2 separate regions of the Mus musculus genome follow, and region 1 is linked to region 2. Evidence: chromatin loops called from intact Hi-C (ENCODE). Cell type or tissue: left cerebral cortex. All regions are shown on one strand. Links, peaks and the distances in the headings refer to the core of each region. The heading gives the core; the rest is flanking DNA.

Evidence for each region. Hi-C counts contacts between places; a loop is a spot of excess contacts. Peaks named below come from ENCODE experiments on the same cell type or tissue, not always from the same donor. Only the 100,000 strongest peaks of a DNase experiment are listed, where the experiment ranks them.
Region 1: it touches region 2 in a loop (2.7-fold over the local background); 15 of 42 quality-filtered maps call a loop at or near these places.

Annotation. Positions count from the first base shown.
Region 1 is chr6:128,865,805-128,878,698 of GRCm38, forward strand. All of the region lies in intron 2 of BC035044 (cDNA sequence BC035044), which reads right to left. Among named protein-coding and RNA genes, the nearest start is that of Gm34849, 15 kb to the left of the region's middle. In left cerebral cortex, for the core only: no CTCF peak of the experiment used is centred there; no DNase peak of the experiment used is centred there.
Region 2 is chr6:128,962,905-128,975,798 of GRCm38, forward strand. The region is part of intron 2 of Clec2g (C-type lectin domain family 2, member g); the gene reads left to right. It overlaps Gm15987 (predicted gene 15987), which reads right to left and starts at 12,125. Exons shown (of 2, transcript NR_045009.2): 1 at 11,816-12,125. It overlaps Mir7649 (microRNA 7649), which reads right to left and starts at 11,991; the gene lies at 11,936-11,991. In left cerebral cortex, for the core only: no CTCF peak of the experiment used is centred there; DNase peaks (open chromatin) are centred at 7,083 and 7,835.

The sequences.
Region 1 (12,894 bases), core at 2,376-10,375, 98 kb before region 2:
GGACAGGAGATAGCATCCTAGAAAGTTCTTGAGCAGACCATGGGCTTAGAATTCAGGAAGAAAGTTGCCTATTTAGTGACATTCAGAATTGCCTCTGGCATTACACTATCACTTTAATAAAAGCTAGGTCACTGCCTTACACAGGAATTTAGCATCAACTAGGAAAAAGGAAGTTTAAGACCTAAAGAGGAACCAGAGTAGATACTTAGAACTGTAGATAGCTGAGTTACACCCATACACAAGTATTTACAATGGCCTAGAGGGAAGGTAGACTACCAAAACTGGTTTTCAACCTCCCCCCGGCTTTCGACCTTGTTGTTCTCCCTTTTGGGGCCCCTATTGGGACTCCTATTATTGATTTCCTTTGGTCCTTGGGCATTTCAAAAATTGACCCGATTTGTTAAATCTCAGATTGATTCATCTCTCTCAAGTGCATTTGTTTCAGTTCATTACCATCGGCTAGACGTTGGCGATAACAAGCAGGTTACTGGAGAAGAGGCAGACGCGGATGCCGCTTCATCACCCTCTTCTCGGGGAGAGAGACTCAATTTCCATAAAATGCTTAAGTAAGATCATTCCCCTCCCCCTAAATTCGGCCATCATTCTCATGCCAGGAATCATTTATAGATTGCCGTAGTCTGTGCTTTTCCGACATGGTAATATACGTTCTCGCCACATTGGAAACTAAACAGTCATCCCAGGCTAGACACATCAAAAAATTAAAACTTGAAGCCGTCGCCCGTGAGAGTTGTAAGACTAAGTACTGCACAGAGATTAGTCTAAAAGCTGTTAGACAGTCTCTGAGAGGCATGTCTGATTGCATAAAGGTTGAGTGCCCCAGGGACCTTTCCCCAGAAAAAACGGCACAGGAGCAGGTCAGGGTTACTCTGGGTAAAGATCTGTGGGCCTGAGAGTCAATCCTGTACATGGCCCCTAACATTACACACTGGGGATCAGACCTCTACCTCTACCCACGGAGCTTGCTTCATTCCTAAATCCCTTGGCTAGCCCAAGTTATATCCAAAAGACTGGGACCATTAATTCAAGCCTCATAGATGACTTGTCCTTGTGTCCTTGTGTCCTTCGTGGTTTTAGAGAATCACCCGGTGAGCAAACAGACGTTTAGGCAATCGTTAAAAACATGGCTACAAATTTATTATACAATATGCCTTTTTAAAAATATTAAAACGGGGGAGAGGCCCAATTCAGAGATCAGGACAATAGCGTTGCCTTAATGGCTCCCAACAGAGGCCTTCCATGCACCCCTAAGGCATGGGGGACGGACCCCACAGGCCTGACAAGCCTACCTCTGTAGCACCAGTGTGAGGGGGACCACAAACCTGGAAGAGAAATGGGTGTAAGGGAAAAAGAAGCGGAGACCAAGGAGGGTTCCTGTCAAGGTCTCAGTTTATTAGGCTGAAATGCCAGGTTTTAAGCACACAGCAAGGGGAATAGGGAGGGGTTGAGGGGTAATTAAATAAGAACAAAGAAGTGGGCATCTGGGGACATGAAGGGCAAATTCAGACTGCAGGCGGGAGTCACTCTGAGTCTATCTCCGGAATGTAGAATCCTCCTTAACAGCCTTGGGTGTCAGGCTGGGCTCAGCACATAACTCGTGTCCTTAGAAGTCTTGGGAGTCAGGAAGAGATAAGGAAGAGGGGACTATAATTCAGCTTTTCATGGCCTCAGGTGCCAGCAAGGGAATAGGGAGGAGGGGGGTAACCAGCTCCTTAACACAAGGCCATTTGACTTATTAGGATGGGAAACTGTGAGAGGCCTACTTTCTCACGGTATGGTCTCCAACAATACACTTTGAAAATATGAAGTAGCAACCTCAACACATGCTTTAAATACATTTCTAGATTTTTAAATTCTCTTTAGAAGAGATTGAGAAGTGGGTGCAAGTACTCTCAAAGGCCAGTTGTTTTAAAACAATATCTTTTGCCTCAATGCTAAGAACTATTTTTTCCATAGCCTCCATCAGCTGAGTTGGTTTCTGTATTATATTAGCAAGCCTTTTGAATTCTGTATCTCTGTTAGGCAAGTATCTTCATGATTCTAGGGCTGCAGTTGATATTTTTATTAGAGCTTCCTTTGTTATTTTTTGTTGAGCTGTTTCTTCAAACCACTCCTCTGTACACATAAACATTTCGTATGTTAACTCTTTCATTCCCCTCTTTTTTTCCAGACATCTTAGATAACTTTCTGAGCCAAGTTCATATATATATATATCTCCACAGTAAAAATTCATCTTTAGTTAAATAGGCTCTGGCTATTTTAAACCAATCATGAAGAGTCATAAGCAATTTAAATGCCAAAGGTTCCCATAAGAAATCCTTATCCTCTTTGTTATTCTCCATACTCCCTGGGAAACAGCCTAACAATTTACCCTGTTGCTGAGTTTGGAGTACACCAGCAGCAGATCTGATAGGCCCCTTTGGTTTCTTTCTAAGTTTTTCAGGGGACCTTGTGGAATGACTTATATTTAAATGCTGCATGGCAGGTCACTTATGTTTATATTTTGTCAATTTCTTTTCAGAGTCAGACTCCTCCTCTGAGCTTGATTTTTCCTCTTCTGATTTCATAACTAACCTCCCCGAGCTACTTTTCTCAGACTTTTCTGTTGAGAAATAAACATTGTTCTTAGATTCTGAGCGAGACTGTAGTAATGGAGTTCCCTCACAAGGAGGTGAATCTATTGTCTCCTGAGCACATATGGGTATTTTGTCATCTGCCAATGCCTTCCTAAGCACATTCCAAATAGCAAATGCTGCAAGGGGCCTGCCAAATCCTCCAGTCTCTGAGAACCAGTTTTTAATATCTAACTAACCCTACTTTCTCCCAAGTATCCACATCGAAAGTTCTCTTTCCTGGAAACCAAGGACTGACCATTTGTACAAACTGAGGAAAGTCAGTCAGCTGGATAATGTTAACCTTAATGCCTTTTTTCTTAAGAGTATGCTTAAAAATATCTACAAAAAATTCACTTTGTCCCATCCTGATTCACATAGGTGCTAGCAGTAGTTGTTGTAAATAGTTACAAACTATTTACACTTAACAGGATCAGTACCAGATAGCAGGCCAGTGCTTAATACTAGCCAATAAAACTCCTACTATAAGCTATGTATTTATCAAGAACCTACTAGATACCTTCTTTCAGGCCAGGGGTGGAGTGGGGTGGGGAATCGTTGCCTTCTTTCAGGCTGGGGATTGCTTCCTTACAAGCGGGAGTGAGGGGTGGTGGTGGTGGTGGTGTTGCTTTCTTTCAAGCAGGGGGTTGCTTTATTTTAAGCATGGGTGGGGGTGGGGTGGGGCGGTGTTTGCTTCCTTTCAAGCTGGGATGCTTTCTTTCAAGCATGGGTGTTGCTTTCTTTCAAGCAGAAGTCCCTGTTAGTAATGCAGTAATAGCCCTGGTGTGGGATGTTCTTTTTTATTGGTTCTTCTTGAGGCAGCTTCAGGGGAAGCGCTTAGGTGGAGGGTAGGACTTTTTTTGAGATATTTAGGGTTGCTGTATAATAAAAAGTTTACTTATCCAAGCCTAACTTACTGTGCTGTTGTAGCTGACCTGCCTTCTGTGATCCCCTGAGGCCAGAAACTGCAGTGTCTGGCACCCAGCACCTCTTCTTCAAGCCACAAAGGATTAAGAAAATAGCCTTGTCTATCTCAGCAGGAACTGCTGAGCTCCAACTTTAGGCCTGCTAGTCCGAAGTCACAGGAAGAGAAGACACTTAGAGAAGTGATTATAGAATTTATTACCAGGTTGTAAAGGGGAAAAGCAGAAAGATCCTAAGTGAATAAAGGGAAAATTCTCTAAGTGGGGAAAGGCAAAAAAGTCTCCTCTATTGATCTTCACTCTCCATTGATCTTAGTTCTTAATTCATGATTCTCTTGCTTCTCTTTGTTCTCAGTACTTATACATCTTTCAGAATACACGATCACATGTTACAAAGTTCATCACCAGCTCACACACAAAAATGAAATCATAAATTGAAATAGAAGTTTACAACAGCGAAGTTTACATGCATATCCATTAGGAGTAATTATCTGGTTAAACACCCATCATCTGTCTGAGCTCCACAAGTTCACTGAAGGTTTAAACCATAACTAACTTATCAGTGAAGTTTTGTATAGATAAACCCAGTCAATATTATATCTTCTGTCCTAGCACCTATAATAAGCCGTTAGTTGCCTTTTCATGACCTTAGGTTAATTGTTTTACACCATCCTGGAATGTGCTCTGGGTAGGAGAAAGTCTGGTTACCATCTAAGAGCAATTAACTGGTGACACTTGGGAGACTGTCAGAGTTCTCACTGCAGCTTTGACTATCAGAAAAGGACCTAATAGCAGTCCCATTATAAAAGAGCTTAATAATCACAGATATAATTTTAGGAATTCTTATAGGATCATCATTAAGACTTAAATCATCTATTTGTCTATATAGCATCACTACAAGATAGTACATCTTCATGGATCTGCAGAGTTCTGCTTCAAAGCGGGTTTGTTCCTACTTAGCGATTGTTATATATGTTTAATGTTAACAGGAAAAGCATATTAATAGCAGGAATCTTTCCTAAAATGAGTCCCTCACAGCCTTGCTTAATGAGGGTTCACCTGTCGCAGATTATATAATAATTCGAGGCAGGCCACTTCAGGATGTTCACCTGCTAGTTATTAGATTGTCTCATTATGGCTCCTGACAGAAAAACCAAAATAGTTCATGAAAAAAAAAAAACCCAAATTTAAACAATATCTTTTCACTAATCCATCCCCACAGAGGATAATAGAAGGAAACGCCCAACACAAGGAGGGAATCTACACCCTAAGAAAAGCAAGAAATTAATCATCTGACAACAAACCCAAAAGAAGAGAACCACACAAACATGATTCCACCTCTAACAACCAAAATAAAAGGAACCAATAATCATTGGTCCTTAATATCTCTCAATATCAGTGGACTCAATTTCCCAATAAAAAGACATAGACTAATAGATTGGATATGTAAACAGAATCCAGCATTTTGCTGCAGTCAGGAAACACACCACAGTCACACAGTCAGATACTACTTAAAAGTAAAAGGGTGGAAAAAAATCTTTCAAGCAAATGGTCCCAAGAAACAAGGTGGAGTAGCCATTCTAATATCCACTAAAATAGACAGTCAACCAAAAGTTATTAAAAGAGATGGGAAGTACACATCATACTCATCAAAGGAAATATCCATCAAGATGAACTCTCAATTCTATGCCCCAATGCAAGGGTACCCACATTTGTAAAAGAAACTTTACTAAAGCTCAAAACACACATTAAACCTCACACAATATTAGTAGGAGACTTCAATATTCCACTCTCACCAATGGACAGGTCATGGAAACAGAAACTAGCAGAAGCACAAGGAAACTAACAAGTTATGAACATAATGGATTAAACCAGATATCTACAGAACATTTTACCCTAAAACAAAAGAATACCTTCTCAGCACCTCATGGTATCTTCTCCAAAACTGATCATATAATTGCACACAAAACCAAGCCTCAACAGATACAAGAAGATTGAAATCCATGCATTCTATCAGATTGCCACTGACTAAGGCTGGTCTTCAATACAACCAAAACAATAGAAAGCCCACACACTCATGAACACTAAACAGCTCTGCACTCCATGATAACTTAGACAGGGAAGAAATAAAGAAAAAAATGAAAGACTTTCCAAAATTTAATGAAAATGAAAGCACAGCATACCCAAATTTTTGGGACACAATGAAAGCAGTGCTAAGAGAAAATTTCATAGCACTAAGTGACTTCATAAAGAAATTTGCTAGATCCTATTCTAACGGCTTAACAACATATCTAAAAGTTCTAGAACAAAAAGAAGCAAACATACCCAAGAGGAGTAGATAGCCAGAAACAATTGAACTCTGGACTGTAATCAATCAATTAGAAACAAAGAGAACAATACAAAGAATCAACAAAACTAGTTGATGGCTTTTTGAGAAAATCAACAAGACAGTTATACCCTTAGCTAATTTAAGTAAATGGAACAGAGAAAGTATCCCAATTAACAAAATCAGAAATGAAAAGTGAGACATAGCAGCAGAAACTGAGGAAATTAAAACAAAACAAAACATCAGATTCTACTATAAAAGCCTATACTCAACAAAATTGGGAAATCCAGATGAATTGGATGATTTTATAGACAGATACCAGGTACCAAAGTTAGTTCAGAACAGATAAATTATCTAAAAAGTCACATAACCTCTAAGAAAATAGAAGCAGTCATTAAAGTCTCCCAACCAAAAAAAAAAAAAAAAAAAAAAAAAAGCCCAGGGCCAAGTGGTTTTAGTGCAGAATTCTATCAGTCCTTCAAAGAAGACCTAATTCCAACACTTCTCAAATTATTCCACAAAATAGAAACAGAAGGAATACTACCTAACTTGTTCTATGAAACCATAGGTATTAAGCTAATACCTAAACTGCACAAAGACCAAACAAAGAAAGAGAACTTCAGACCAATTTTGCTTATGAATATCTATGCAAATATACTCAATAAAATTCTTGCCAACCAAGTGGGTTGCCCTGGTGCTGTTTGTATTCTGAGGTTAATTCTGTTTCCTCAAGAAGGGGCTTCCCAGACTCTGGAGTGGATAGCTTACTCAGGTGATTTCATGTGAACTTCTCATTTTAACTGGTAAAATAGTCTGGAGCCTGTGATTAGGCAGTGGAAGGGAAAGGTGGGGCTGGACGCTTTAGAGAGTAGAGGAATAAGAATGGAGGAGATGAGGAGGGAGGAAGATGGAGCAGTCATATGACCTGGAGAAGTCACAAGTAAGAAGGAGGCTCATAGCTGGGGAATAGATTAATGTAGTGGTCATCTGACCAATCTAGGCATACAGCTTATGAATATTGTAACTGAGTTGTGTGTTATTTTCACAGGCTTATTGGGGTTGGAGATTTACTGCAACAGATTGGCATCCATTGTATTGCTTAGAACCTAACTAACCTGAGATAAATGTCCACTGCCCCTGCCATGGACAACCCCAGTTGGGTATGGGGGTCCCTGGAATGAGGGTTTTTGAAGCTAGATGGGTAAGGATTCAGCAGTGACAAACAGAAACAAACACAGAGGCAGTTTGAATATGAGTATATTTTACAGCTTTCAAGCAGGGGATTTTATACATTAAAAAAACCAAACATTACAACTCTTAGAAACTATATCCAGCAAAACAATCACATGTACCAACAAAAATCATTTAGCATAGTAAAGCACAAAAATAATCCAAGCATTCCAACTCTGAAACTATGTATTCAGTGAATCACAAACACAACAGGTAACATCATTATAAATCATCAAAATATAACAATTCGAAAAGGATGTATTCAGTGGGGCAGTCATCCAAGGCTAGTGGCATATTTCCAAGATCAGGTTAATAAATCTTTATGTTCAGTGCTCTTAACTGCTGAGCTAACTTTCCAGCCCTATATGGTCAATTATTATTTAATATCTAATGCTTGAATTTTTATAAATCTTCAATGCATAAATTTAAACTAATTTAATTCTTTCTACTTAAGGTTTTCTTTTTTAAAAAAATTTAAAAAAATATTTATTATTATATGTAAGTACACTGTAGCTGTCATTAGACACATCAGAAGAGGGCATCAGATCTCATAACAGATGGTTGCGAGCCACCATGTGGTTGCTAAAATTTGAACTCAGGACCTTGAGAAGAGCAGTCAGTGCTCTTAACCACTGAACCATCTCTCCAGCCCCAATTAAGGCTTTCTTTGACATATATCAAAACTCACCTCCGATGATATATGTATAGTCATATGAAATTTTATTGTTGGAAAGTTTTTATCTGTCATAATACTATTATATAATTTTATAAATGTTTTTTAATGTAAAGTGTTGTTTTCCCCAAGATAAGGTCATATTAGTGACCCCATCTCAAGGGACAGTTTCTTACCCATTATTCTTCCTTAAGATTTTGGTCTAGGCTACCAGGAACATGTAAAAAGAAAAGGAATAAGAGAAAACAGAACACATAGATTACCATGAGAACTACGCTAAATAATTTTTCTCTGGCGAAGAGTTCCACAGCCATTTCCAGGAGGCCTCCACCCTTTGAGGTCAATCGCCACAGTTTGTGGAACTTGTCACACAGATCCTACTAGAGGTAGTGTGGCACCCTCTCCCTTCGAATATATGTATGTGTATGTGTATGAATATATGTGTGTGTATGTATATATACACACACACATACATACACACACATATATTATATTTGATACTTTAAAATGAGAGACACAATAAACCTTTTGGGCTTTATGGAATGATATTTTGAAGGGTTTGACAGGGATGAACTTAAAGGAAAGAAATACCTAGTCACTTACTGTTACTACAGTATTTATTCTCTTGATTTACCATGCCTTCCCAAAAGACAGGGTCCTAGATAAAAAATTACGTGTTTTAGAAAAAGGATTTGAGGACACACTAGAACTAAATGTTCAGGATTTTATAAGTCAAGATAAGCAACAGAAAGAGAAGAATAAAGAATAAAGGCTGGAGAAAGGAGCTGGAAAAGATGCTAAAAAAAAGGGATGTAGAATTTCATAGATCAGACTGAACAGCAAAGAGATAGAGTTAAAATTTGGAAGCAGAGTCTCGAGGATAATTTACTAAAGCTAGTACGTCAAAATAAGGCTGATTCTACAACATCAGAACTACAACATTAAAATTATGGAAGCAGGGCCTAGAACAGAAGATACAGAAATTTATAGAGCAGCATGAACAACAGAAAGACATTTAAGCTGAAACAGTGTTTAACCTGAGCGCTAATTCACTTAGGTTCAGCAGTGAGGCATATCAGGAGCTAGGAACATAACAGGTGGTTAGCCATAGCTCCCAGAAGCTACATTTTTAGGCGTGAGAACAGAAAGGGTTTATTAAAAGGAAATTAATAATCAGGCGGATGGCCACAGTTAAAAAACTGCATCATGCGGGAGGAAAATGTCACAAAAAGCAGAGAGAAATTTCAGAAGTGCCATGCTTTGTTCTCTCTGGGCTTTATAGCAGAAGTACTCTGCCCCTTTTATGTCTTGTCTAATGTCTGGTGCACCAATCTGTTCACATGTTCAATTCATGTATGTTCGTGTCCAGTCTGTATGAATGAATGTTCTATGTTTTATGTTGGATAATAAAGATGGCTAAAATACTTTATCTGCAAAGCCGAGAGCTGCCCCGTGCTTCAACCAGAAAACAGACACATGGCAGGAGGGCCCCTGCTGGAAAAACTGTTCGTTATAAGAAAAAAGGAGAGTCTACAGCCTCTTAGTTTTGGGGTAAAAAAGCTGATAAATGTTTTTTTCCTGGAGGGTTCTCTACAATTGTGATTAATGTGTTTGGCAAATGATAAAGTGCTTTTTATTCTATGATTGTAGCTAGAAAAATTAATATTTTCTGATTGGTCTAAATGTAACTGCTTCATTTGGTTCTTTTTTATTGGTAATGTGCTCTGAGTGATTTCACAATCAGCTCATAAGTTGTTGGTTAAGATTAATATTTGCTACACTGGTACCAGATGGTTAGTCTTAAAATTGATAACTCAAGTTTAGGGTCCTTCCAACACGTGGCATAAGGCAGGCCAAGAAGCTGGGTCTCTAAAGATATTTCTAGTTAAGATAATAAATAATGTGGTTCTTATCCTAGAAAGTAAAATTAAAGATAAGATTTAAAACAATGTCTCTTTATTAAAACATTAAAGCTTGCATGTATTCATAGGTATTAATTAGCAGCCAAACTTCGTAAAATTATAGTAATGCTTCTAATATTAATTCTATAAGTAATAAATTGTTTTAAAATTGGGTTTTACCTTCCCAAAGTTAATGTTGCAAAAGAAACTTAATAATTCTTTGCAGATCTAGCCAGATGCCGTTTTAATGAAGTTCACATTCATAGTTTATAGAGTCAATCAGACCGTAAAATTTATCAAGGCATTACAATCTGGTTTGCCTACCTTTTATATAGTTATTATAGATCCGAAGGTTTGCTTCTTTTTCTCTCTCCTTTGCATCTTAATGATTGTAAAGGTTTTGCTTCTAGTGAGTTTGTAATAACTAAAATATTTTGCCTCTAATATGGCTAAATATTGATCTACATTATGTAAGAAATTTTTATCATTTCTGCTTCTATACAAGAAGCCAAGAGTTTTAATCTTTCAATGTATATTTTTTCCTAAGTGAAAAATGTTTTATTAACTAATGCTTCTCAAGAAAAGTTTACTTTAAATCCTGCTCTCACCCAAAAGATTCAGAGACAATATCCTTTTATTACTTAGGGTTTTAGTTTACTACAAAAGGTTTTACAAAAAATAAAAAAAGCTTTTATAATTGTTGTTAATTATATTCATTGACAATTAAATATTAGCTGTGTCCAAGACAATTCCTTGGCCAGAAAAAACATTGTAAAATCATTTTTCTCATCCTCCCAGCCGATTGTTGGTCTACGTGGGCCCAACTAGCTGCTGGCTGCTGCAGGGCAGGGCCTTGAGTCACACAGTTTCCCCCTGTTTCAGCACAAATAATCTAGTTGTGTGCTGTAAATGGTGTTTTATAATACTAAACAATCAAACCTTAATTTGTATATTAATAGTCAATGCTATATCTCAGAGCTCACAATTGCTTAAGATTGTTTGTCCCTCAGATGCTATTAATTCTCAAATTTTCAATTGCTTATGCATATACAACTCATAGAAAAAATGCTGTCCTTTTAAGAAGGCAGGTTTTAGACATTTATTAAATTGTTCTAAATTGCCCGGACATTTTAAAACAATGCCAGGCTAAATTTATATCTCAGACAGTCTATAGGTCATACATATAAGGTAGATTAAATATATAACCTCATTCTTTGTATATTCATAACAGTTATGGTTTAAGATAATATTTTAATATTCTTAAAAATTGTTCATGTATAATTCTTTCCTTTTAGTGTCCTCAGTTACTACTTGTTTCCACATAATAATGTTAATTCTTGAGGACTTTTACTTAATAATTTGCTACAAATAAATGCTCTTATTTCTAGTTAATAAATAAATAAATTATGCACATGTGACACTTAATAAATTTTCAAGCTTTCTGGTTACAACTGCTCCTTAAGAGAAATAATTAAAAGTGCCATTAGTCACTGCCCCTTTACAGACAAGTATTTAAAATGTTTTGTCAACAAGTTATTAATTCAAAAGATTAGATATTGTGAAACTTTAAAACTTTAACTTCCTAAAAGACAAAAAAGGGAGAAATTGTATCCCCGTACATACTATTTAGTGCATTCCCATGCACACTATTTAAATCATACCTTTATTTTAAAATTTTAAAATTTGGATGTCAAAAAATTTAATAAATGCTTTATAGTATCTTAAAAGGATCTACTTATTGGCTTATAGATTGATCCTAAACAGCTACCTTATTAGGGAAGGGAAAAACAAGTTCTCTCCACAGAACGCTACAAAAGCATAATGGTTAATTCATGTGACGAGCTGGCAGGTAAGTTGACTCAGTGCCCTGATTGAAATGACTAAGAAATTAAATTAGATTCATGTTTTAGATCCATCCTTGCTTACCATTTTTCCAGTTTAGACTAGCTTCAAGCCTTTTAACTCTATGACAATAGTACATCTGAGACTGTATATTCTGACTTAGTAAGATTAGTCATTTAATAGAGTCATAATGATTTTTCTCTTTTCTTCAGTGTGACCAGTCATTCTAACTCAATCTTAGACTGGTTTAATACTTAGTCCAATAGTAGAGATTCCTATTGTAGATAACTATATTCTTAATTACCGAGCAAAGTTAATTCAGAGCACATCCCCCACTTCCAGAGAATCTCTGGCCTTTTTACTAATTCTAAAACCAGCCCAGAGACTGAGCTTGAGCCTTGCTAGTTTGCAACTGAATAAAGTACCTGGTCTTCCCCAAAAGAAGATTTACATTGCTATTTTCTCATTGTCTAGATCTCGTTTTTTTTTTTTTTTTTTAAGCAGGTCAATCAACACCTTCAGCCAGACTGCAGTGGGTGTGCATCCCCGCCCCCTAGAGCGTGCTAGAGGCAGCTGTTATTTTCATTCTAAAGACATCTTGTGGCTTTAAGTCTGATTTGAGATTTAGGTTTACTATGAGAGCTACAAAGGCAAAAATTTCAAATATTAGAAGAGATCGGTTTTTATTCTGATAGACGGGCTTAGTCCCTTAGCTGGTCTCTGGTTTTCTACCCTTGCTGTTATCGCAAGGTCCCCTTAGTTCCTCAGGCTGTGGAAATAACAGAGATGAGGAGGGTGACCTCCAGCTCCTAATATAGCCTAAGAGCCACAAATTGTGGTGTTACTAGTGACATAATTCTTGTCAAGGCCTTGCTAAATCTGAGGTTGACAATTCTCTTTTAGGAGCTGCACAGTACTCAGAACTCTGCGTACTGATTCGTGATCGTATGAATACAGTACGGGTACCTCTTGGGTGCAGAAATTTACTGCAGGGGAAGGTTCAGCTTGACCATTTCTAGGTTCCCTGTGAGATACACCCGGTTTGGATGGAGGTTGGTATCTAGTTCCAGTTACAACCAAAAATATCTTGCTAAGGCTCTGCCTCCCCTTCCCAAAAGATACCAAGAGCCACAAGTGTGGGTCGTGACAGCACCCACGGGAGGAATCGGGTCAATTTTCCCCCAAGCCAAGGTTAAAGCCCACTTATCTATGGATGAGAAAATCATTTGATCACCTCAGTTAAGTGTGGCCTTATTTAACTTAATTAATGGGGGGGTGGGGAGAGGTTGGAGACCATACTGTCAGAAGGGCAAGCCCTTCACAGCCTCCCATCCTAAAAAGCCAATTGGCCTGTACTACGGAGCTGGTC
Region 2 (12,894 bases), core at 3,002-11,001:
CTATATACCTTCTTAAACAAATAATTTAACAAACACAAGTTGTGTAACTCAAGTATCACCAATCTATACAGTTCTCAGTCTTCTCAGAAGTATGCTAATTATTAATACATTTAAGTTTATGACAGACAGAGACTCCCAAGATAATGGGTTTAGCTATAAGAGAGTGCCTGGATTGTGGTATGATAACTACTGAGAGACTGTGTGGACAAGACTGGATACCTAAGAGTCAAGTGACTCATATTGTCTGAATCAAGGTGAGTCATTTCTCATTTCACATGTATCTATTCCACAGGGGAAAACAAAACAAAACAAACAAACAGTTCTTTGTAAAAGGCTCTTGGTTTTCTGGGCTTAAAGGCCAGACTGATTCTGCCTAAGTTTCCTTGGATACCTGTTGCGGATATCCCTGTGGCTAATTATATTTGATGTTAATTCCATTCTCCTGTGAGGGGCTGTGAACAAGGAATGAGTCAGCACTGAGGTGATTTCCTGTGAACCTTCTTCCCACCTTAATTTATAAATAAAGGCTAGAGCTGGTGATTGGGCAGAGGGGAAGGTGGAGCTGAAGGATTTGAGAGAGAGGGGGGTGGAGAAAGACAGATAAACAGAGAGAGAGAGAGAGAGACAGAGAGAGACAGAGACAGAGAGACAGAGACAGAGAGACAGAGAGAAAGAAGATGATGGAGGAAGAGGAAGAAGGGAAGTGGAGCAGTAGCACCTGGCCTGGAGAAACTGCATGTTATTAGGGGTCTCTGATACTGGGATGATGGTAGTGTAGTGGTAGATCTGCCCAATCTCACAGCATGTATTCATATTAACTGAGCTGTGTTTTCATTGCCTGGGCTTATTTGGGTTAGAGAATTACTGCAACAGATACCACAGAGAACTGTTTAGTTAGTGGACTATAGATGAACTCTGTCATTTTAAAATTAATATATGCCTGCTAGATTAAAATTTCTTACCCAGATTTCTGACTACATTGACAGCTAAGGAAACTGTACCTTGACAGCTAAAAAACACACCTAGCTCCTTACCCTAAGGAAATCCACCACTATATTTACTCATTAGTAAATTCGTTAGTTAGCTAAGACTGCCAGATTTCTTATAGACATCACGATAAACGATACACAAGTTCAGATATAAGCTTTAATAGATGTAATGTATTGCTTTTTTTTAACCTAAAATCAGTTTCCATTGACTAAATACTTCATATTTCCTCTTCTTGCTATGTCATTGTCCTAACACTAATCAAGAGAGTTCTTTTTTTTTTTTGTTTTTTGTTTTTTCAGACAGAATTTGGTAAACTGAAATATGTACATGTAATCAGGATTTCAATGGGCAACTGCCTTAACTTCAGGAAAGGCTGACTCTGTGATTACACATTTGTTAGAAGTTATAGCCATTATGAGAATACTCATAGAAACTAAACCTGACAATGTCTGGCATAGGTCACTAATAAGATAAAGCAGTTTTTATTACATATTATAATATAAAACACATTCCAGGCCTACCACATAATCCTACCAGACAAGCGATTGTGGAGAGATTTAATTGAACTCTAAACAAGATGCTTAACAGGCAAAGGGGTGGGGGGGAATAAAAAACCCAGAGATAGATTACATAGTGCTTTATTAACTTTGAAATTTTTAAATTCTAGTGAACAACAAAACTATGGCTGCAGAAGGACATTGGGTTGTGGAAAAAAACTGCTGAACTAAACAAGCCTATTTATTTTAAGCATATTCTGCATTCAAAATGGAAACAGGAAATGTGTTACAGTACTGGAGGTGTTACACCTATATTTCCACAGGAAGAGAAAAGCTGTGGGTTCCTTCCAAATGGATAAAAATCAGATATGACCAAGGGAGAGCCCTGAAGAGCTTTGCTGCAGACAAGAAGGAGACTAACAAGATGAACAAAATAGGTGATGTATATGTGGTGATGTATATATGTGTCTGTACACAGAGACAGAGCTGGAACCTGCTGAGACCTACATGTCTATATCCAGCCAACAACACTTATTGAGTACAAAATTCTCATTACCTGTTATTACATACACCCTATAAGATGGCATGAATGGAAAATTGGATTGTAGTTTGATTTTATGCGATTAAACTAATCTATGAAGAAAGACAGTTGTCTTCCTTTATTGATCTTTACTAACAAATCTGTGAATCATGCAGGCTGCATTCGAATGTTTTTACAGAGTTATGCATTGCTTGTGAGGTTTGTGTGTTGCAGAATAATAGAGGAGAAAGATAGCTCTGACAAGACTCACACTCTGGGATGCTGAAATTCTGGGGCTTTCTATTCCAGCTCCTTATTTGTTTCTATCTCAATTACATTGAAGATGTTTCCTCTAAAGACTTGCTTCCAGGATATTTCCAGAACAGCTAGCTCTCCCATCCAGCCTTTCAGACTGTTATAGTCAGGATATCAACTAAGCCATGAACTTTCTCAGCACATAGAGACTAGAAGGCAAATGATGCCAACTAGCCTTCCTGTGACAAAACCAATTTTCCTATTTCCCTTTGGGCACCCAGAAGGGAATTCTTTACCCCAATTCAGCTAAAAGAAAGCAAAAGAAGATTGTTGTCCCAGTCCTTTAGGTTGGGGTGGATGGTTCTGGTTATTTTATGAATTGGAGATATGTTGTCATTTTAAGGGATAATTTGCTAATGTTGTAGCTTTGGACAGGGAGGAAACTAGAGAGCTTAGACTCAGGGATTTCTACCTTTCCTTTCCTCTTATCTATCCTTCCGTCTTAGGTAAAGTAAAGAGGAGTAGAAGAGAAAAAGCCAGATATAGTAGTATCATAGAAATTAAAGGAGTAGGCAAATAGGGATATGTAATCAAATTTAGTCTTAGACAAAACAACGAATAGCCACATCTTACATTGGTTGAAGTTTTTGTAATTGATGCAAATTAAAGTTATACATTTACATTGGTACACAATTTATAGATTGATATAGATCTAAGGTTTTCTTTATTGTGAATTTTTTATATTGATGCAAAGTTTGAAATTAATGTGCTTACTCTCTGACAGGCATTGTGTCTATGCAACTTATGTCGACTATAATGCTTAGATGCAGTCCTTCTAATAACTGACATTACAAACTGCCTAGGATGATTGAGTAATGCAAGTTAAAGGCCAAATAGTAAACTCATAGTTACATTATATTCTGATTTGATTATGAGTTACTCAATTAGAAATGACTAAGAATAGTTAGGATTTAACAGTTCAGCTGTACTTGACATAGATAGTCTTCAAAAGCATCAGAAGTCCACAGAATATGACATTTAAGGCCATTTCATTATTAAAGATCATTTGAGTAGAGACATGTCTTCTCCTGAGAGCACCCCCTTCTTCGTTCAAAGAAGAAATTGAGCATCAGTGGGGTTTCTCCAGTTGTGGCCAGATAGACTCTGGTAAGATTTGCCCCAATTCATCTATAGACAAAAATACTGTCCAGGAAAAGGACACACTATGTGGAATTTTTGACTGATAACTCTGTCAAGACAGGGTAAGCAGTTCTTTATAATTCTGCTTTACAAAGGTCTGTCAGATAATCCTGGCCAGAAGGCTGAAGACTGATGCTCTAACATTTTGAGGAATGAGTGACGGTCCAGGTTAGTTAGCTGTCTCTACAAATTGGTTAAGTTTTGGAAGTTATTTTTTGTGATGTTTAATTTGTTCATGGATTCTTCTGGGGGTTGAAGATAAGTTATAGTTTCATAGTACAGGCAAGTTGTTTTGTATTGAGATAGATGATATAGATTTGAGAGGATGGTTTTCAGATGGTGAAAGAAGCTAAAACCAGAACACAATTCAGGTAGAGATTTGCAAGTTCTTTAAGTTAGGATTGGTGGTAGAGTGCTTTATCTAAATTGACACATATGATGGCCTGGGTGTTAAGTGTATCTTATTCTTCATAATTTGCATGACTGGGATGATTGAGATCAATTTATACCTGAGAGAAAAAAGTCTTTTAATTGGACAAAAAGGAGGAATGTTGTGGGTTGCCCTGGGGCAGTTTGTACTCTGATGTTAATTCTGCTTTCTTAAGAGGGGCTACCTTGAAAATGAGTGGATCACATACTCAAGTGATTTCATGTGACCATTCTCCCCATTTTAACTTGTAAAATAAAGGCTAAAGCCTATGATTGGTCAGTGGAAGGGAAATGTGAGGCTGGGGCTTTTAGAGAGTAGAGGAAGAAGGATGGAGGAGAGGCGGTTAGAGGAAGATGAATCAGAATCACATGGCTTGGAGAAGCCGCTGGTACAAGGAATCTCATAGCTGGGGAACAAATTAATGTAGCTCTATATCTACCCAATCTATCCACACACCTTATAAATATTGTAACTGAGTTGTGTGGGTTTTGCACAGGCTTATTGGGGTAGAGATTTATTGCAACACAAGAACACATCCAAAGGATCATTCAACACGACCAAGTAGGCTTTATCCCATGGATGCAGGGATGGTTCAATATTCCAAAATCCATCAACATAATCCACTATATAAACAAAGTCAAAAAATATCATATAATCATCTGATTACATGCTGAAAAAGCCTTTGGCAAAATACAACACCCCTTCATGTTAAAATTATTGGAAAGATCACGAATTAAAGGCACACACCTAAACATCATAAAAGCATTATACAGCAGAACAATGGTCAACATCAGGTTAAATGTAGAGAAACATGAAGCAATCTCACTTATAATCAGGGACAAGACAAGGCTGCTCACTCTCTCCACATCTATTCAATACAGCAGTTGAAGTTTTAGCTAGAGCAATTAGACAACAAAAGGATGTCAAAGGGTTACAAATGAGAAAGGAAGAAGTCAAGGTATCGCTATTTGCTGATGATATGATAGTATGCATAGTTGATCACCAAAATTCTAACAGAGAACTCCTACATCTGATAAACAACTTCAGATAAGTGTCTGAAATAAAATTAACTCAGACAAATCAATATTCTTCCTCTACAGAATGGATAATCTGTTTTTTTTCTTTCTTTCTTTTTTTGGTTTTTTGGACAGGGTTTCTCTTTATAGTCCTGGCTGTCATGGAACTCATGGTGTAGACCAGGGTAGACTCGAACTCAGAAATCTGCCTCCCTCTGCCTCCCGTGTGCTGGGATTAAAGGCTTCCACCACCATGCCCAGCTAAAAGTAAGCATTTTCAACAAATGGTCATGGTCTGTATGTAGAGGAATTCAAATTGATCCATTTTTATCTCCTTGTACAAAGCTGAAGTCTAAGCAGATCAAGGACCTCAACATAAAATTAGGAACACTAAATCTAATAGAAGAGAAAGTGGGAAATAGCCTAGAACATTTTGGCACAGGGAAAATTTCCTGAACACAACAGAAATGGCTGAGGCTCTAAATTAGCAATTGGCAAATGGGACCTCATGAAACTGGAAAGCTTCTGTAAGGCAAAGGACACTCTCAACAGGACAAAATGACACCCTACAGATTGGGGAAACATCTTTACCAACCCTACATATGGTAGAGGACTAATATCTTAGATATGCAAAGAACTCAAGAAATTAGACTCCAGAAAATTAAGCAACCCAGTGAAAAAATGGGGTACAGAGCTAAACAAAGAATTATCAACTGAGGAATCTTGAATGGCTGAGAAGTACCTACAAAAATGTTCAACATCCTTAGTTATCATGGCAATGTAAATCAAAAGAACACTGAGATTCTACTTCATACCAGCCAAAATGGTTAAGATAAAACAACTCAGGTGACTGCAGTTGCTGGTGAGGAAGTGAGAAAGAGGAACTCTCCTCCATTGCTTGTGGGACTGCAAGCTGATGCAACCATTTTGGAAATCAATCTGCCAGCTACTCAGAAAATTGGAAATAAGTATTCCTGAATAACTAGCTACACAACTCCTGGTCATATATCCAAGAGATGCTCCATTATCCCACAAAGACATTTGCTGAGCTATGTTCATAATAGCCTTTTTTATAATAATCAAAAGCTGGAAACAATGCAGATCTCCCTCAATGGAAGAATGAATACAGAAGATGTGTTACATTTACACAATGGAATACTATTCAGTTATTAAAAACAAGGGCTACATGAATTTTGCAGCAAATGGATAGACCTAGAAAATATCCCAAGTGAGGTAACCCAGACCCAAAAGGATATACATCATCTCTACTCCCTGATAAGTGATTATTTGCCCAAAAGCTCAGAATACCCATGATACAAGTCACAGACCATACGAAGATTAACAAGAAGGAGGCCAAAGTGTGGAAGGTTCAATCTCACTTAGGAGGGGAAAAAAATAATCATGTGAGGTAGAGACAGAAAGGGACCTGGGTGGTAGAGGGGAGAGAAACGGAAAAAGGGGGTGGTCAGGATCAAGTGTGAGAAGAGACAGGAGAGAAGTCCAAAGGACTGGCAGAAGGAATAGAAATATGTGGCACAGGGGGTGGGGTTGGGGAATGGAGGGAGGAGGAGAAACCACTAGAAAGTGCCAGATCCAGGGATGCAAGGGGCTCCTAGGACCCAATGGGTATGGCATTAACTGAAATGCCCAACAGTGGGGAGGTAGAATCTGTAGAGACCACCTCCAGTAGATAGATATGGCCCCCCCAGTTGAGGGATGGGGCCACTCACCCTCAAAAATTTTAACCCAGAATTGTTCCTATCTAAAGGAAATGCAGAGTCAAAAAATGGAGCAGAGACTGAAGGAAAGGCCACCTAGAGAATTCCCCCCCCCCCAACTTAGAATTTATTCCATCTGCAGACACCAAATCCCTACTATATTACTGATGTTAAAATGTGCTTGCAGACAGGAGCCTGGTAAGGCTGTCCTCTGAGAGGCTCTGCTAGAACCTGACTAAGACAGATGCAGATACTCACAGTCAACTTTTGGACTGAGCCCAGAGACCATGATGGAAGAGTCCGGGGAAGGACTGAAGGAGCTGAAGAGTATTGCAACCCCTTAGGAAGAACAACAGACTCAAACAACTGGATCCCCAAGAGCTCCTAGGGACTAAACAAACAACCAAAGAGTATACATGGATGGGTCCATGATTCCAGCTAATTTGTAGCAGAAGAGTGAGTGATTCATCATGTGTCAGTGGGAGTGGAGGCACTTGGTCCTGTGGCAGCTTGATGCCTCAGAGAAGAGGAATGCTAGAGGGGCAAGGAAGGAGTGGGTATGTGGGTGGGAGAGAACCCTCTTATAGGCAAAGGAGAGGTGGAATGAGGTGAGAGGTTCATGGAGGGGAGATCAAAAAGGGGAACAACATTTGAAATGTAAATAAATAAAGTAATTAATAATAAAAAAAGAAATTGTTGACAACAGTAAAGTTTTGGTGAGGCAAAAAGAAAGGAGTCAGGCAAAGTAGAGAAAGGTTGAGTATGGCTAGTGATCTTCTGAAATGAATAGAGTTGTATTTGAGATGCCCCCACCCCCAACCCCCCATCCCCTGTTTATATAGAACCAGCGTCCAAAGGCACAGCTGAATGGTAGACTTCACACTTCTCACGTACAAGTTTGATCTGAATTTGATCCCTAGCACCACACACAATAAAAGTGCCTTCCACAAAAAAAAAAAAAAAAGCATTTTTGTACCTGCGAAATCTAAAACATTTCTCAGCTCTGTTTCTTTCCTTTGCAGTCTAGCATGTATTCCTGACTTCTCTAATCCCTTCCCAGTGTTTTAGTTCTAAGGGAGGGTGTGGTCTGACCTACTTAGAAGGTAGGCACCCAATCACTGGCAGCTTACCAAGTTAGCTGATTTGAAAATCTGACCACAAGCTCACACGCTGTCCGAAAAGTTTGTTCATTCATCAGAAGCTCATTGCTTCAGCAAGAAGATAGTGGTGCAGAGCCTCCCATGCCAGATTGCTTGGAAACAGGAGAAAAACTCTAAGTATTTAATGAAATGCTAACTAAACTAAAGTGGGGGAGGCTTCCTCAGGGGAGCTGGATCTTGCTCCTGTTAGCCTGCCACAGTGGGTCTCTATAGATATGCTGAGGCTAGGGTGGGGTGGAGGGTAGTATGGGAGGCTGCCCTCACATTCGCCATTGCAAGATGGCGCTGACATCCTGTGTTCTAAGTGGTAAACAAATAATCTGCGCATGTGCCAAGGGTAGTTCTCCACCCCATGTGCTCTGCCTTCCCCTTGACGACAACTCGGCCTATGGGCTGCAGCCAATCAGGGAGTGACACGTCCTAGGCGGAGGATAATTCTCCTTAAAAGGGGACGGGTTTTCGCCATTCTCTCTCTTGCACTCTTGCGCTCTGGCTCCTAAAGATGTAAGCAATAGAGCTCTTGCTCTCTGGCTCCTGAAGATGTAAGGAATCTTTTGCCACAGAAGATTCCGGTTTGTTGCGTCTTTCCTGGCCGGTCGCGAACGCGTGTAAGAGGGTAGGAGCTCTGCTGTGGTAGGAAAGTAATCATGCCACTCTGTGCTTTCTGGTATGGCCTGTGTTACTTAAATGTGTTGGGGGAAAGTGCAACCAACAGAGAATTTGTTAGTACCTCTTTCCAGGGTTTCTCCAGTTTGGACTCCACTAACTTACAGAAAGTGCTATAAACAAATGGCTCCCAACATGCCTAGAGGCTGGGATTTACTGTGCTCAATTGCTGTAAGTAAACTGTAGCAGAAGTGGGTGTTGTTGGTGTCAAGTTTGAACAAGGCCCCGTGCCATCACCCCCACCACCAGCAGATTTAGAGATACCCTCAGATACTCCTTTGGGGAAATGTCTGTGTGTCTCCCATTGACTTGAGGGCCTGCACTCACACTTGATCCTGAGATCCCTGCTACTGCAGAAGGATGTGGTCCTTTTGAGTTTGTAAATCAAAGCAGGTGCCCAGATTCCTGGAGGGTTGACTAGAGGACCTTGGGCTTGCTCTGGCACACCTTGCCACCCAGCCCACACCTAAAGTGCCCCTCCTCCACACCTCCCTACAACTTTCCTTTCAGGCTCCCATAACACATGGTGCACTCCCCCTTCCCCAAACCTCCAAGCTCTCAGAATTTCTCTCTTCCTGAGGACACTGGTATCAGGCAATATACTCTTTCTGGCCTTAAATGACTCTTGTGGCATCAGGGAAGGATCAGGTGTTTTCCAGTAGGGTGGGGGTGGGAGATTTATCCCATCCACAAATCCATCTACAGTTTTAGTTCACTGGGTGCTGGGAATGAACCAAGCCCTCTCTCTCTGCAAGAGCAGCAAGCTCCCTTCCCTGTTGAGCCATAACTTTACCCCCACTTTAATACTTTTGTTTAGGAATAAAATATCAAATTTCTTGAAAAGCAGAGTTCACAATTGTTGTTAGATCACGGGCCTAGTGGAAGCCTAGGGAAACCAGACAAGCTCCTTCTTAATGGACAGCTTAGCTGCTATGATGATTGGAAACAATGTTCTGGGAGGTGGGGGACAGGCCGAGGAAGAGGGAGATCTAACCATGCCTCCCTTCAACCCTAGGGCCCTACTCCATGCCATCCTGTGCACACCTAAAGTACCCCCCTCCACAGCTATCCTGGTCCCTTAAACAGACCCTTAAACAGAGTGTAGAATGGGGTCTCCTTGAGGTGTGATCTGCTTGCTGCCTCTGACTGTGAGGTTCCACCAGGTTCCACCAAGTCCCATAGTCCTCACAGTAAGCCATAGCGCCTGCTGTGTTGGGAAAACTTAGAAAAGTAAAGATTTCCTTTGTTCTTCAGACTTTTCTATGGGTTAAAAATGGTAGCCAGGTCCTCACAGCACAGGCCAAGGGACATAAAGCAACTGAATTTGGTGACAGTTACTGTATCTAATGTTTTCACCTCCTCTGACTGATACCCAAAGAGAAAGGTCATGAGTAATACTACTGTTTCTCAGATAAGCCATGTGCTTCTGAGGGCAAGTAGTCTAGATGAACACTAGAGCGCCTTAAGAGAGTCCATGACTGAGCAATAAGATGGTGAGGTTCTAAAATGGCGACTTTTTTCATCACCTTCCGGACCTGAGAACAAATCTTGGCTACTTAAAACAGGCCTGTGCAGCCTTTTCTCCTCTCATTGGTGCCCCTGCCAGTGAGCAAATCCAAATAGTTCAAGGCCAGAGCAGGATGTGGTTTTTGATTGACACAGTAAGATGAACGAACTTGCTCTTTGTTTCATTATGGTGAATATATTCAAAATCACTTGGGCTAGCTTTAGAAATATGGTACCTTGTTGTGAGCAGTATTCATCCTACTGTGTCTTTGAACACCAAATTTGATACCACTTTGAAGAAATTAATATCTGTTCTGTCTCTACTTCCCTCCAGCCTCTGGCAAGAGATATTTTTACTTGCTTGTGTGTTCACAATAGCCAGCACATGGAACACACTAACAGGCTTCTCTGCTGACTGAATAAGCCAATTTGAGCTGAATTAAAAGTAGAAAAGCCTATTTGTTTCAGAACAGTTCCAGGGCAAGTTCACTGGTCTCAGGGGACAAGACGGAAGTCCTGTAGGCTATGGCAGAGAAGGCTTTTATAGATTGTTGGTGAAGGAAAATGACCTGCCTGCCACAAGCTGGGCTTGAGCCCCAGTGTGGTCACCTAGGCTGGGGACAAAGGTTGCTACAGCTATCATGAATGCGGAACTGGACTTTTGGTGCCAGGGCTGGGGTTGTGGGAGGTACGCAGTGTGCGCCAAGTCAAAGGCTCCAACCAAACAGACATCAGCATCTATCAGTGGATGAGTGTGGAAAAACTGTGATACTTACTCCCATATATACTGGAATACTATGCACTAGTAAGATAGGATGTCTTTTGTGACAACATGGGTGGATCTGGGTGACATGCTGAGACAAATTAGTCAGGCACTGAAAGGCAACATTGTTCATCAGTTGTAGAGGGGTTTGTCAGCTAAAAGCAGACAGGAGTTTCCACTCTTTTCTTGGATTGGAAAGATTTTTGAAATCACAGTGCAGAACTAGAAATCACAATGAAACCAAACCACTCCAATATGAAGGGGTTTAGAAATCTCCCAAGATTTACTTTCTATAGGAGTGTGAGGAGGGCTGAGGAGTGCTCCCAGGGGAAGCTCGATTGCTCACAGCAACACATGGCTGAGAGGTGCTGAGGCTCGAAATGAGCACAGTAGAATTTATTATACTATCTTTTTATATTCTGTAGAACTAGAAAGAATGAAGCCAGGGAGTTCTGTGTGGATCCAAAGGAAACAGTTCAGTGCCTTAAAGCTTTCTTTCTAATCCTAAGGATTCTTTTCCTGCTTGTTAATGTAATAGAAGCTTCCTGGTATGTTAGGTGTGTGAAAATGAGTGAAATGAAAGGGTTAAAGTCAGTGAAAACTCTGTAAAAAGTATAATTTACATCCAGTAAAATTAATTCAATTCTGTGAATTTTGAAAACTATATAATCTTGCATTCTTCATCATGATATATAGGGGCTGAAGATTTGGCTCAACCATTGAGAGCATTTATTGCTCTTGCAGAGGACTGGGGTTTCATTCCAAGCACCCATATGGTGGCTTACACACCCACCCCTAATTCCAATTCCAGGGATCCAATATACTTGTCTAAGCTCTTCTAATACTAATCATGCCTGTAGTATACATACATACATACATACATACATACATTCTAGCATACAGGCCAACAAAGCACTGTTACATGTAAGATAAATAAGACTGAAACAGTCATTTTAAAAGTACATACACATCGCTTCTCAGCCTTTTGGCTAAGTCAAGTGTAAAAGTATATACAGACCCCATACCCTATCTCAGTTTCCCCATTGTCTGCTGCAGACTCTCCCTGCTCCTCTACCTCAGCTGTGAGTACTCACCTTTCCAGATGCCATAAAATGTGTCCATGAAGCAGAGAGGTCCCACCTGAGTTCTTTCAGCTTGTCACAGCAATGCCCTCTGTTCATCACTCACACTGCAGTGCTTATCAGTAGCATGTCAGAAACAAGCAGTGCTGGAGAGATGCTGAGAGACCATGTCTACAGCACTGCTGTCAGAACCATGCTCTGAGTTCAGAATTTTGCATGAGTCTCACCAGCAAATATTATACAAAGATGTTGTGAAAGGCTGTCAGGAAACTTCTAGAGAAGTGAGAGGAGGAGGTTAGTAGTGGCTGTTGGGTGTCTCCTCTCAAATGAAACTGCCACTCCCTGTAGTTCTCTGACTTGGTTTGCATAAGCTTACTGGAAGGCTTAGTTTAGGGACTTTTTGGGTAAGAAGCCCTTGGGATATTTTGCCTGTTAAAGTGGCATGAGATAGGGCAAGCCCAGGCTTGTGTTCTGAGTTGTTTCTTGTGTTGAGAGAAGGTTTACCTTGTCATCAGCTTGGGGATAATATTTCAATGGTCACAAATGTATCATTTTCACAGGGATCCTTAAAGCTGTTATAAATATTCACATAAAGATATCGTGCCACTTAAATGCAGGCTGTCCTTTCCAGCATGGGGATATGTGGGTGGATGGGAGCATATCATATTTTATACTTACAAACAGTTTTGTAGTAGCTGTACAATTTAGCTTTAAAAAGGCGTGTTAGTTCTACATCAACATTGATATCCACATCAATGTATAACCATCCTGTTGTCCAGACAGTGATTTTGCTCTTAAATCTAAGATGATTTTGCCCAAGACAAGTTCACAAATATTCTCCCTTATTTTTCTAAATATCAAATGTCTATGATATTAAGGTTTGTGCTTGGGTCTATATGTCTACAAATGGACTGTAGTAGTTTGTGTTTATTTTATTTTATTTTATTTTATTTCATTTTTAAAATAAAAATACATCTTTATGTGTAAAAAAAAAAAAAAAAAAAAAAACCAAAAAGCAAGACCTACCAGTTTTCCATTATAAAAATCCATAAAAAGAATCGTATGAATTAAGAGGCTGCATTTGCAAGGTG